Linked DNA regions of Homo sapiens: region 2 is linked to region 1. The links are chromatin contacts, found by POLR2A ChIA-PET in ENCODE. All regions are on one chromosome and are shown on one strand. The core of a region is the stretch at or near the end of the contact, and the rest is flanking DNA. Distances in the headings are between cores, read along the strand shown.

Region 1 (6,447 bases), core at 2,745-5,244:
TCTTCCAGATGGATAGCCAGTTGTGCCAGCACCATTTATTAAGCAGTCCAGAGTGTCCACCGAAATTAAGGCTATTGAGGCAGAAATAATTTGATAAAGGTTTATTGGAAGCCAAATGTGATGATCGACCCAGGAAGACACACCAACAAGGTTGGGGGTATTTCAGAGTCTGTCACAAGGTTTTTTTTAGGAAAGTTTAAAAGAAGGAAGGGGGAGCTGGGCGCAGTGGCTCATGCCTGTAATCCCAACAATTTGGGAGGCCGAGGTGGGTGGATCACCTGAGGTCAGGAGTTTGAGACCAACTTGACCAACATGGTGAAACCCTGTCGCTACTAAAAATACAAAAAAAAAAAAAAAAAAATTAGCCAGGCATGGTGGTGCATGCCTGTAATCCCAGCTACTTGGGAGGCTGAGGCAGGAAAATCGCTTGAACCCAGGAGGTGGAGGTTGCGGTGAGCCGAGATTGTGCCACAGTACCACAGCCTGGGTGTCATGAGCAAAAATATATCTCAAAAACAACAACAACAACAACAAAAAACAATGGAGGGGGACTCCTTTCCTTAGAGGGTACAACACAGAGGTTACCATCACCATCATGGGGTACAGATGACATCATACAGGATAAGAATGCCTACACACAAGACAATCAGTCGAACTTCAGACTTCAGCTCACCTTAAAAGAAATCAGTGTCCTATTTAGTGTCTGCAGGTTACACACTGATCAGTACATCAATCATTTGAGAAATTTATGATAAGATTCTTTAGTTGGAGACGCAATGTTACCATCGAGTCAAAAGACTGTTGCAGAACCCCAAAGGGTAGGTTTGAGTACCTGACACGCTGTAAGCCAAGCACTGACATGTGGGCGCTTAGGAGCAGAGAAAGGTTTATTCAATTTGGCCACGGCCTGAGGATGGGAGACCCAAACTCTCGAATCTGACCTTCCTTTGTAAGGTGGGTAGGGCGGGAGGTGAGATTCCCCCATGATCAAAGCTGTTTGCGTCCCTTCGTCAATCAAACTTCTGGACATCGCCAAGGAGGTCGCATGACCTCAGGATCTTCATTCTTCAGAAGCAAAACAAGTTCATGAATCTTGCAGGCAGCCTCCAGGGGGCAGAATGTGACGTTAATCAATTACTAGTGAATTGGTGAACACCCTCTACTTCAATGACCACATGTGGAGGAAGAAAAGAACAGAGAAGAAAATAAGTAACCAACATCTTATGGTTGTTATAGCATAGGCTGGGTTACAGCTCCCAAGGTGGATTGCTTTGGAAGCCTGCTTACTGTTGAACATGACTTGAAGGTTATCAACAGTTATTCATTCAATTACTCATGAATTTTCTGGGCAGCGGGTGGGGGATTCCCCGAACTGAGGACTCTTTCCCGTTTCGGACCATACAGGGTAATGTATAGATGTTGCCATGGCATTTGTAAAACTGTCAAGTCACTGGTGGTAGCGGTAGCGTCTTTTAGCACAAGAATTAATTTTAATTAGCATATAATGAGCGGTGAGGATGATCAGAGGTTTTGGCAGGTTTGGTCCGGGCCTCTTTACCGCATCCTGTTTTATCAGGGGGTCCTTGTGATCTGTAACTTGTGAAACCAGCCCTGCTGAACTACCTCAATATGAAAATAGTCTTAACCTTTGAGAAGAAGCCTTCGGTTCTAATTGATAGCCATATTTCCTGGTAATAATGTTGTAATCAACATCTTTGTATATTCCTTAAGCACTTAAATACTTAAAAAAGGGGGCTGTGTCAACCCTGAAGAGGATTACTGAGATTTTACTCATCTCCGTCCTGCATGATAAAAGAAAAATACATCCTGTTATTCCAGCAAATTGATGTTTTAATTAAGAGATCAAGGCCGGGCATGATGGCTCACGTCTGTAATCCCAGCACTGTGGGAGGCTGAGGCAGGTAGATCACCTCAAGTCAGGAGTTCTAGACCAGCCTGGCCAACATGGTGAAACCCCGTTTCTACTAAAAATACAAAAATTAGCTGGGCATGGTGGCGAGCGCATGTAATCCCAGCTACTCGGGAGGCTGAGGCAGGAGAATCACTTGAATCCGGGAGGCGGAGGTTGCAGTGAGCCGAGATCGCGCCACTGCACTCTAGCCTGGGTGACAGAGTGAGATGCTATCTCAAAAAAAAAAAAAAAAAAAGAGAGAGATTAAAAGTCTTAGATTTGCCTGTCTATTCCTATGCCAGTATCTGTCTGTCTATCTGTCAACGAAAAGAGTCAAACTCTATAAAATATTTGAATAGATTTATTCTGAGCCAAATATGAGTAAGCATGGCCCATGACACAGCCTTCAGGAGGTCCTGAGAACATGTGCCCAAGGTGGCTGGGGTGCAACTTGGTTTTATATATATTTAAGAAGGCATGAGACATCAATCAAATACATTCGAGACATATATTGGTTTGGTCCAGAAAGGCAGGACAATTCGAAGTCAGGGGGCTTCCAGGCTATAGGTAAATTTAAACATTTTCTGCTTGACAGTCGGTTTAGTTTGTCTAAAGACCTGGGATCAACAGAAAGAAAATGTTGAGGTTAAGATAAAAGATTGTGGCTGGGCACAGTGGCTCACACCTGTAATCCTAGCACTTTGGGAGGCCGAGGCGGATGGATCACCTGAGGTCAGGAGTTTGAGACCAGCCTGACCAATACAGCGAAACCCCATCTCTACTAAAAATATAAAAATCAGCCAGGCATGGTGGCACGCCTGTAATCCCAGCCACTCGGGAGGCTGAGGCAGGAGAATCTCTCAAACCCAGGAGGCGGGAGGTTGCAGTGAGCAGAGGTCCACTGCACTCTAGCCTGGGTGACAAAACTAGACTGTGTCTCAAAAATAAATAAAATAAAATAAAATAAAAGACTGTGAAGACCAAGTCTCTTTTGAAGTCTCATAGTGGCTGCCCTTAGAGACAAGAGATGACAAATGTTTCCTATCAGACCTTTAAAAGGTGCTAGACTGTCACCACCGGTAACACTCCAGTCTGGATGACAGCAAGTCTCCTTCTAGAAAAAACCAAAAACCAAAAAACAAAAAACCACCTCTGATCCCCAAGTTTTCCGTGAGACTGATTTGAGTAATAATAAAATTCCAGTCTCCTGCACAGCCTGCTCTGCGTGAATTACTCTTTCTCTATTGCAATTGCTGTGTCTTGATATAAATCAGCTCTGTCTAGGCAGTGGGCAAGGTGAACCCCTTCAGCGATCATATTGGAAAGTAAGTCATGAAACAGAGGGTTAAATAAAACTCATCTGATGAGAATTTATGGTTTATAGGGCATGACTCCCCAGACCCCTTAGATAGGAATTTGGGCAAGATTAAAAAAAAAAAAAAAGCAGAGCTTAGTCCTCATATCTACCTATCTATCTATCCATCCATCCATTCATCTATCCATCCATCTATCCATCATCATCTATCTGCTTCTGAGACCTGAAAGGCTAGTAAAGGTAATCAAAATATCCTTCTCTGATATATTTTGAGATGGCTGCTCCTGCAAACAGAAGCAGCCCTGCAAAGCGGTCTTCTATTATTATTATTATTTTGAGACTGAGTTTCATTCTGTCCTCCAGGCTGGAATGCAGTGGCATGATATCTGCTCACTGCAACCTCCGCCTTCTGGATTCGAGCGATTCTCCTGCCTCAGCCTCATGAGTAGCTGGGATTACAGGCACACACCACCACACCCAGCTAATTTTTTTTTTTTCTATTTTTGGTAGAGATGGAGTTTCCCCGTGTTGACCAGGCTGGTCTTGAACTCCTAACCCCAGGTGATCCGCCCACCTCGGCCTCTCAAAGTGCTGGGATTACAGATAGGCTTGAGCCACCGCGCCCGGCAAAAGCGGTCTTTTGTGGGGGAGATTTGCATCTGTAGAAAATCTGCATTGCTGCAGCCTGGTTTTCTCCCAGGCCCTCCCTTGTCCAGATCTAGGAAAGAGGAACTGAGATTCTGACACCCTAAAACTCTGAAAGAAACATTTACCATCTTTTTCCTCCGAGGACTGCTATCTGTGAGGTTTCATCTACATAACAAGACCACCTTTGCCAGCCAGGCCTCCTCTTCTCCCTTTCCCATAGCCTGTTTTGCCAGGATCCAAGCCCCAAATCTTTCTGTAACCTCAAGATGGTATATGAACTGCTACAGCTCTTTGTGGGGTTGGAGTGCTCCCTCTGTCATTCTCTCTCATGGACATGTTAATAAATTAGTATGCCTTTTCTCCTATTCATCTACTTTGTGTGGGCTAAGCTCTGATCTTTTCAGCTTGTGCAAATTCCTATCTAAGGGGTCTGAAGAGTCATGCCCTACTGTTATACCCGAGCGAGTTAGAGAAAACGCCACACTTTGAGACGAATTAAGAGTCCTTTATTTAAGCCGGTGGCCAAAGAGACAGCTAACGCTCAAAATTCTCTCGGCCCCGAGGAAGGGGCTTGATTTACTTTTATAGCTTGGTTTAGGAAGGGGAGGGGAGCTCAAATGCAATAATTCTACAGAAGTAAAAACACGCAAGAATCAAAAAACAAATGGTTACAGAGAAATAAACAATTTAAAAGACAAATGGTTACAAAAAAAGCAACGGAACCAGGTGCGGGGCTCTAAATCCTTCATAAGAGTTAGATATGGATGCTATGCCGGACACAGACTCAAGGCTTTATGTTGTTATCTTTTTGAGCAAAATCCTGGGAACTTCATACATTGTTTGTTCTAGTACCTTATCAGTTCATTGAGCTCCTTTGAAATGCTGAGGATCAGCTTACACAGGTTAACTCCTTGACGAAGGGGGTCGGGTAAGGAGCCCTTAACGTCTTGTAAATCAAGGGGCCAGATGGAGTTCGTCGGCTTTCCCCGCTAAGGGAGAGTCTATTCATATGGGAAACAAGGCTAGGTAATTAAGGAGACAAAAAGGGAACATTTAAAAATAGGGTTAGTAAAAACAAGGTTAAAATAAGGTTAGTAAAAAACAAAGTTAGGCATTACACTACAAACCATAAATTCTGGGAAGTGCTGGGAATATAGGTGTGAGCCACTACATCTGGCTTCTTAACCATTTTTAAGTGTACAGTTCAGTGGGTTTTTTTTTTTTTTTTTTGAAGATAGGGTCTCACTGTGTCATGCAGTGGTGCGATCTCGGCTCAATGCAACCTCCACCTCCTAGGTCCACCAATCCTTCCACTTCAGCTTCCCATGTAGCTCAGATGACAGGCATGCGCCACCATGCCCGGCTTTTTTTTTTTTTTTTTTTCTATTTTTGGTAGAGACAAGTTTCACCATGTTGCCCAGGCTTGTCTTGAACTCCTGAGCTCAAGCGATTCGCCCTCCTCAGGGAGGCTGGGATTACAGGCATGAGCCACCTCATCTGGCCCAGTGTTGTTAACTATACTTACATTGTTTGGTGACAGATCTCTGGAGCTTTTTCATCTTGCAAAACTGAAACTCTATACTCATTGAATGACAACTCTCAGTTTCCCCCTCCCCTAGCCCCAGATAGCCCTTGTTCTACATTCTGTTTCCTTGAGTTTGACTGTTGTAGATATCTCAAGGAGGTGGGATCATGCAGTATTAGTCTTTTTGTGACTGGCTTATTTCACCTGCTATAGTGTCCTCCAGGTTTACCTATTTTGTAGTGCATGACAGAATCTCCTTTTTCAAGGCTGAATAATATTCTACTATGTGTATATACCACCTACTTTGTAGCATATGACAGAATCTTCTAATATTCTACTGTTTGTATATACCACATTTTCTTTTTTATTTGGCTTTATTTCTACTTTATTTGGCCGGGCGTGGTGGCTCATGCCTGTAATCCCAGCACTTTGGGAGGCCGAGGCGGGCGGATCACGAGGTCAGGAGATTGAGACTATCCTGGCTAACATGGTGAAACCCCGTCTCTACTAAAAATACAAAAAATTAGCCAGGCGTGGTGGCAAGTGCCTGTAGTCCAAGCTACTCGGGAGGCTGAGGCAGGAGAATCACTTGAACCCAGGAGGCGTAGGTTGCAGTGAGCCGAGATCGTGCCACTGTACTCCAGCCTGGGCGACAGAGCGGGACTCCATCTCAAAACAACAAAAACAAAAACAAAACAAAAAACACTTTATTTTATTTTTTAAACTTTTATTATAGGTACAGGGGTATATTTTAAAACTTTTATTATAAACATATTATAGGTATGACAGAATCTCCTTTTTCAAGGCTGAATAATATTCTACTATGTGTACATACCACCTACTTTGTAGCACATGATAGAATCTCCTAATATTCTACTGTTTGTATATACTGCATTTTCTTTTCAAAAATACTTTATTTTTTAAACTTTGATTATAGGTACAGGGGGACAACGAATGGTTTGTTACATGGGTGATGAGGACTACACTGTGATTTTTTTGTTTTGCTCAAATTCCTATCTAAGGGATCTGAGGAGTCATGCCCTACAA
Region 2 (6,051 bases), core at 3,059-5,558, 170 kb before region 1:
TGTGCCACTGCACTCCAGCCTGGGTAACAGACACCCTGTCTCAAAAAAAAAAAAAAAAAAAATTAACCCATTTATGCCTTAAGTTGCAATTTTTAAAACTTTTGCAATCAGACCTTGGCAATGACCTTGAGAAGGAGGACAGAAATAATTCCCAATAATGGAACACTAGGCATAAATGAAATGATACACAAATAATACACAGGTCCAGAAACACACCCTCCTTGCAGCAGGACCAAATGATGGAGAAGACACATTGGCCTTCCACATTGTTGTGGGTTGAAAAGGATCTCCCCAAAATTCATGTCTATTCTGCACCTCAGAACGTGACCTTATTTGGAATAAGGATTTTTGCAGATGTAATTAGAGTATGGATCTCAGAATGAGGTCACCCTGGGTTGGGGTGGATCCTAAATCCAGTTAGAGTGTTCTTACAAGAGAAAGGGATGGGAGATTTGCAAACAGAGACTCAGGAGAGGAAAGGGCCCTGTGAAGTCAGAGGCAGGGATTGAACAGTGCGGTCACAGGCCAAGGAACCCGGGAGTCCCCAGAAGCTGAAAGATTGCCCCCTGGAGCTGTGGAGGCAGCATGGCCCTGTAGACACCTTGATTTTGGACTTCTAGCCTCCAGAGCTATGAGAATAAATGCCTGTTATTTCCACCACCAAGTGTATGGTAATTTATTACAGGAAACCAGTAGACACCTGCCCCACGGCCCTGCTCCGTCTGCAGCTCCTCCCTCCAGGGTTCCTCTCTGCTCTCCACACATGACTGTGGCATGCTGAATGCAGAAGTTTTGTTTTGAAATGTGGTGTTTTGAATGCAGAAGTTTTGTCTGTTGAATGCAGAAGTTTCATAGGCACATACCAGACGCGGTGTTCCGTAAACGTTCCATAAATTGCTCTGGCCATTGGTGCAGATGGGGGCAGCTCCCAGTTTTCCTTGGTTACACAAGAAGCCACTGTGAACACTTTTGCCTTGTCTCTTCTGCACATGCTTGATGACTTCTGGAGGCTGGAAGATTCCTTAGAAGGAGAATTGCTGGGTCAAAGGGTAAGCCCGTTTGCAATTTGACTGATGCTGTCAAATAGAGTCAAAACAGAAACTCAGAATCTTAAGAAGGAGAGAAGGTTTGGTGCAGTGGCTCATGCCTGTAATCCTTGCACTTCGGGAGGCCAAGGTGCAAGGATCGCTTGAGCCCAGGAGTTTAAGGCCAGTCTGGGCAACACAGGGAGACCTCGTCTCTATAAAAAATACAAAAGTTAGCCAGGTGTGGTGGCGCATGCCTGTAGTCCCAGCTACTTGGGAGGCCGAGGTGGGAAGATCACTTGAGCTCAGGAGTTCACAGCTGCAGTGAGCCATGGTTGCACCACTGCTATTCAGCCTTGGTGACACAGTGAGACCCTATCTCAAAATAAATAAATAAATAAGAAAAAGAGAAGCAGGGAAACAGACTTTTGGATTTTACAGCATGGGACACTTCCAACCCCAGAATTATAAAACTTCAGGAGAGGGGACCTCAGGAGAACATCTATTCTGGGGTCTCACTTCAGGACCCAGGAGTGACATCTTCCAAGCCCTGTCTGGGTTTCTGTTTCCCTGGAATGGGCTTGGAGAAAGCAGAGGAGATAGGACCCAGGAGCCTGGAACTCTGGGGCTCCAAGGGAGCTCTGGCAGGGGGTGAGTGAAATGCCTTCCCCACCTGGGCACCCAGCTCTTCTACCCAGAGGCTGCCCCTTTCCAGCCGAGGTGCCAGGCCAGCTGGGCCTCTGTAGCTGCACACAGTGGCCCCTCTGTGCTTGGCACACACACACAAAAATGTGAACAGAGCCTGTAATCCCAGCACTTTGGGAGGCCGAGGCAGGTGGATCCCTTGAGACCAGGAGTTCAAGACCAGCCTGGAGAACATGGTTAAACTCCGTCTCTACAAAAAATACGTGAAAAAAGAAATTAGCTGGGTGTGGTGGTGCATGTCTATGGTTCCAGCTACTGGGGAGGCTGAGGTAGGAGGATTGCTTGAGCTGGGGTGGTTGAGGCTGCCATGAGCCAAGATTGTGCCTCTGCCCTCCAGCTTGGGTGACAGAGTGAGACCATCTCAAAAAAAAAGAAAGAAGAAAGAAAGAAGAAGAAAGAAAGAGAGAGAGAGAAAAAAAGAAAGAAAGAAAGAAAAAAGGAAAGAAAAGGAAAAGAAAAGAAAAAAGCCAGGTACGGCAGCTCACGCCTGTAATTACAGCATTTTGGGAGGCCGAGGTGGGCAGATCACAAGGTCAGGAGTTCAAGACCAGCCTGGCCAACATAGTGAAATCCCATCTCTACTAAAAATACAAAAAAAAAAAAAAAAAAAAAAATTAGCCGGGTTTGGTGGTGGACACCTGTAATCCCAGCTACTGGGGAGGCTAAGGCAGGAGAATCACTTGAACCTGGAAGGCAGAGGTTGCAATGAGCCGAGATAGTGCCACTGCACTCCAGCTCGGACAACAGTGTGAGACTGTCTCAAAAAAAAAAAAAAAAAAAAAAAGAAAGAAAGAAAAAAATGTAAAGGAAATGAGCAGGGGTGGGTGGGGTGGTCTATGGTCTGCACTAGGCTGACTTGTGGCCCTGGCTGGAGTTCTGAGGTCTGGAACAGGGCAGGAGGCTCTGCATTAGATACTGGTCGCCTGCCTTGGAGTCCCCTCCATTCTTATTCTGGTGGTTTTAGAACATGCTCTTCCCCCAATTATTTGACACTCCTCTTCTTGAAAGATGGGAGTCTATGTCCTTTTTCCTTGAATCTGGGCTCCGTGGATGCTTGATCAATATGTTGCCAGTGAGGCTGTGTCAGTTTCTGGACCCAGGCCATAAAAAACTGCAACTTCTACTTCCCACCTCTTGGGACTCAGCCACCATGCTGTGAGGAAGCTCAACAGCCCCATGGAAAGGCCGGTGTGGGAAGGAACAGAGGACCCTCTACCCCTGCCAGCTGTCAGCCCCAGTAGAGCCAATGGGACCTCCAGCTCCCACTCAAGTTGCCCCAGCTGATGCCTCATAGAGCAGTGCTGTGCCTTCTTGCGGCATCTGGCTTGACTTGCAGATCTGTGAGAGAAACAAATGATTGCTCTTGTTTTAAGCCACTAAATTTTGGGATCATTTGCAGCATAGCAATGGATAACTGGAACACCCTCCATGACCAACAAAGTCGCCACCAGTGCCTGCAGGCTGGGTTAAGAACACGGGCTTTGGGATCAGACTCACCAGCCATATGTCAAGGCCCGTCTTTGCCTCAAGGGCTTCATCTGCACATGGTGACCGTAGTAGGACTCGCCTCATAAGGTTGTCATGAGGATGAAATGAGATGACACACATGGAGTCTGGTGCCGAGGAAGTGTGTGGTAAATAGGAGCGTGACAAGGGTTTACCGCCATGGTTGTTATTTCCCTAAGCAGAGAAAATTACTCAGTCTAGGCTGGGTTCATTCAAACAGGCATGTCCTTCCCTGCTTGCTCCTTCGAAGACCCCCTCCTCCAGGAAGCCTTCCCTGACCACCCTACACTGGGCCGCCACTCCTCTGTGCACCTCCAGCCCTCTGTGCTACACCTGAAAGAACAAGAGTCCCATTGTGCTCGTTGCCTGTTTACAGCTGCCAGAATGGGACATCCCTGAGGGCATCATTAGCAGAGCCAGCAAGGAATGGAATTCTCTAAAGCTGGCACTCGATGTGTGCACACATAGGCCGGGACCCGGGGCTGCTTATGTTGCTGAGTGACGCTCAGCCAGCTGGTGTCCCCGAAGTGTACACCTGGGTGGGCCTTATATGCAGGCCTCTGTGTATGTTGGCGTGCCTGTGGGAGGTGGGTGTGCACATGTTTGTACACATGTGAATAGCAGTTGGTGTGTCTGCGTAAAGGCAGGTGGAGTGAGCGTGTCTCTGTACACAGATGTAGGCACATGCTCATGTGCACACCACTGCACATTCACGCTCATGTGTATGCTCGTGCAGTTGTAGGAGTGTTCTTGTGCATGGGTGTGTCCACATGTGTGTGCCTTCATACTGGTGCGTGCCCTGTGTGCCAGGCTGGGCTGTATGGTAGGAATGTAGGGTACCAGCTGCTACATCTGGGGCCCACTCGGGAACTAAGAATAGCCCATGCCCAGCCCTGTCCCGCCGGGCAGGGGGCCGCGGGCAAGCTCCACGGGGGCACCCCAGCCAGGCTGTTGGCCTCATCCCTTCTTGGGCCGACGCGCTGCCTGCCCTGCCCTGCCCTGCCCTGCCTGGGGCTCCCATGAGCTCATGCACACCCTGCCCAACCAGGTCAGGGAGGGGGTTGGGAGGTCCAGAGTCGTGCCTGCTAGGCCGAGGCCCTGCCCACGTTCCAGCGGCTGGACACCAGCAAGGCCTGATAAGGTCAAGTGTGGAGTAGGGTCCGCCCCCTCCCTCCGGCCAGGGACAGCCGGGCGGACATGAGTCAGCACAGGGGGCATCAGGCAGCCCGGGCCTGACCACTGGCTGGTGATGGGGCAGGCCTGGGGGTGGGACCGCCTCCCTGGACAGGCCAGGGGCTGGCCAGGAGGAATCACCTGCCGGGTCGGCCAAGCCCTGACCTCATTCTCCACCTTGAGGAACCCCACCTCCACTTCCGCCCAGAAAGCCCCTCTGGAGTCCCCTGGCTGGCTTCCTGCCCTGGCCTGGTCATTGCTGGGCCTCAGGAGGGCTGATGGCCACCCCTGCAGAAGGGCATTTCCAGGCTTAGCTACACGGCCCCAAGGGTTCCATATGCCCCTTCCTCGGGAAGTCCTCCCTGCTTCCCCAGGCTGGATGGAGTGGGGGTGGGGCTCTGAGATCCCAGCTCCCTCTTGGAGCCCCTCTCTCTACAAAGTCAAAGCCTGTTTACTCGTGTCCAGACCTGAGCTTCTTAAGGGCCAGGAAGTGTGTCATTTCCATCTCTGTTTACATCTTGCTCCCTCGCTGGGTCCCCAGCACAGCCCAGGAGGGGTCATTGTTGTCTTCCTTTACAGGGGAGGACTCTGAGGCCTGGCATGGATGGTGACTGGCTCACAGTCCCCAGCCAAGGGGTGGCCAGTGTGGAGGCTGTTCCCGGATGTCCTGCTTTCCCCATCACTGTGCCACTGTGATCCTTCCTCCTGGAGCCCCTGACCTCAGAGGCTCTGATGACCCAGCCCAAGCACCCATGACTGATTTTTCATTCTGTGAGCCTGGTGCGTGTGCAGCTTGGGCTGGGCCTTCCCTGGAGCTCAGCTCCACAGGGCAAGCCAGGCAGGGCCTGACACGCTGATCACAGCTGAGCGTCAGGGTGGAGTCTCCCGCTGTGTCCTTTGCCCCCCTGCAGGGCCCTGCCAAGAGGAGAGGAGAGGGCACCAGCTTGGCATAGGGAGAGCGCGTTGTGAGGGAGGGACCATCAGATGCTCCATTTAACAGATGAGGACACTGAGGCTCAGAGAGGGGATGTGATGTCCCCGAGGTCCCACAGTGAGGAACGGCCTAGGCAGGTCTTAGGAAACACCCCCTCGTGCTCATGGACACGCTCGTGGCACTGTGTGTCATAGTGAAAGAGGAAAAATGGCCCTGGACGCCTGCCAGTACTCTGTGAGCACCCTCCGCACAAAGGGACACGCAAGAGGGGGCTGGATCCGTGCTGACCAGGTGGGGCTCCATACCAATGAAGAAGCACACTTTCCAACACTTCAACACGGTCGGGCACGGGGGCTCACACCTGTCATCCCAGCACTTTGGGAGGATGAGGCAGGCGGATCATCTAAGGTCAGGAGTTTGAGATCAGCCTGGCTAACATAGTGAAAGCCTGTCTCTACTAAAAATACAACAAGTAGCCAGGTGTGGTGGTGCACACCTGTAGTCCCAGCTACTTGGGAGGCTGAGGCAGGAGAATCGCTTGAACCTAGGAGGTGGAGGTTGCAGTAAGCCGAGATCACGCCATCGCACTCCAACCTGGGTGACAAGAGCAAAATTCCATCTCAAAAAAAAAAAAAAGTAGCCAGGCGTGATGGTGCACGCCTGTGGTCCCAGCACTCAGGAAGCTGGGGTGGAAGGATCGCTTGAGCC

Evidence for each region. ChIA-PET counts read pairs that join two places held with the same protein, here RNA polymerase II (POLR2A).
Region 2: POLR2A ChIA-PET joins it to region 1 with 11 read pairs in Panc1. The contact joins two enhancer-like sites. POLR2A ChIA-PET finds 5 or more read pairs at or near these places in 3 of 52 experiments (Panc1, WTC11 and activated CD8-positive, alpha-beta memory T cell).

What each region holds. Positions count from the first base shown.
Region 1 is chr22:39,112,743-39,119,189 of GRCh38, reverse strand. No RefSeq gene overlaps it. Among named protein-coding and RNA genes, the nearest start is that of APOBEC3H, 19 kb to the right of the region's middle. RefSeq lists enhancers at 1,190-1,339, 1,350-1,449, 4,248-5,222. Within about 2 kb of position 3,994, at least 5 of the 41 ENCODE cell types and tissues checked have a DNase peak (open chromatin) inside an H3K27ac peak, as active enhancers do.
Region 2 is chr22:39,282,033-39,288,083 of GRCh38, reverse strand. No RefSeq gene overlaps it. Among named protein-coding and RNA genes, the nearest start is that of SNORD83B, 29 kb to the left of the region's middle. RefSeq lists an enhancer at 5,881-6,051. Within about 2 kb of position 4,308, at least 23 of the 41 ENCODE cell types and tissues checked have a DNase peak (open chromatin) inside an H3K27ac peak, as active enhancers do.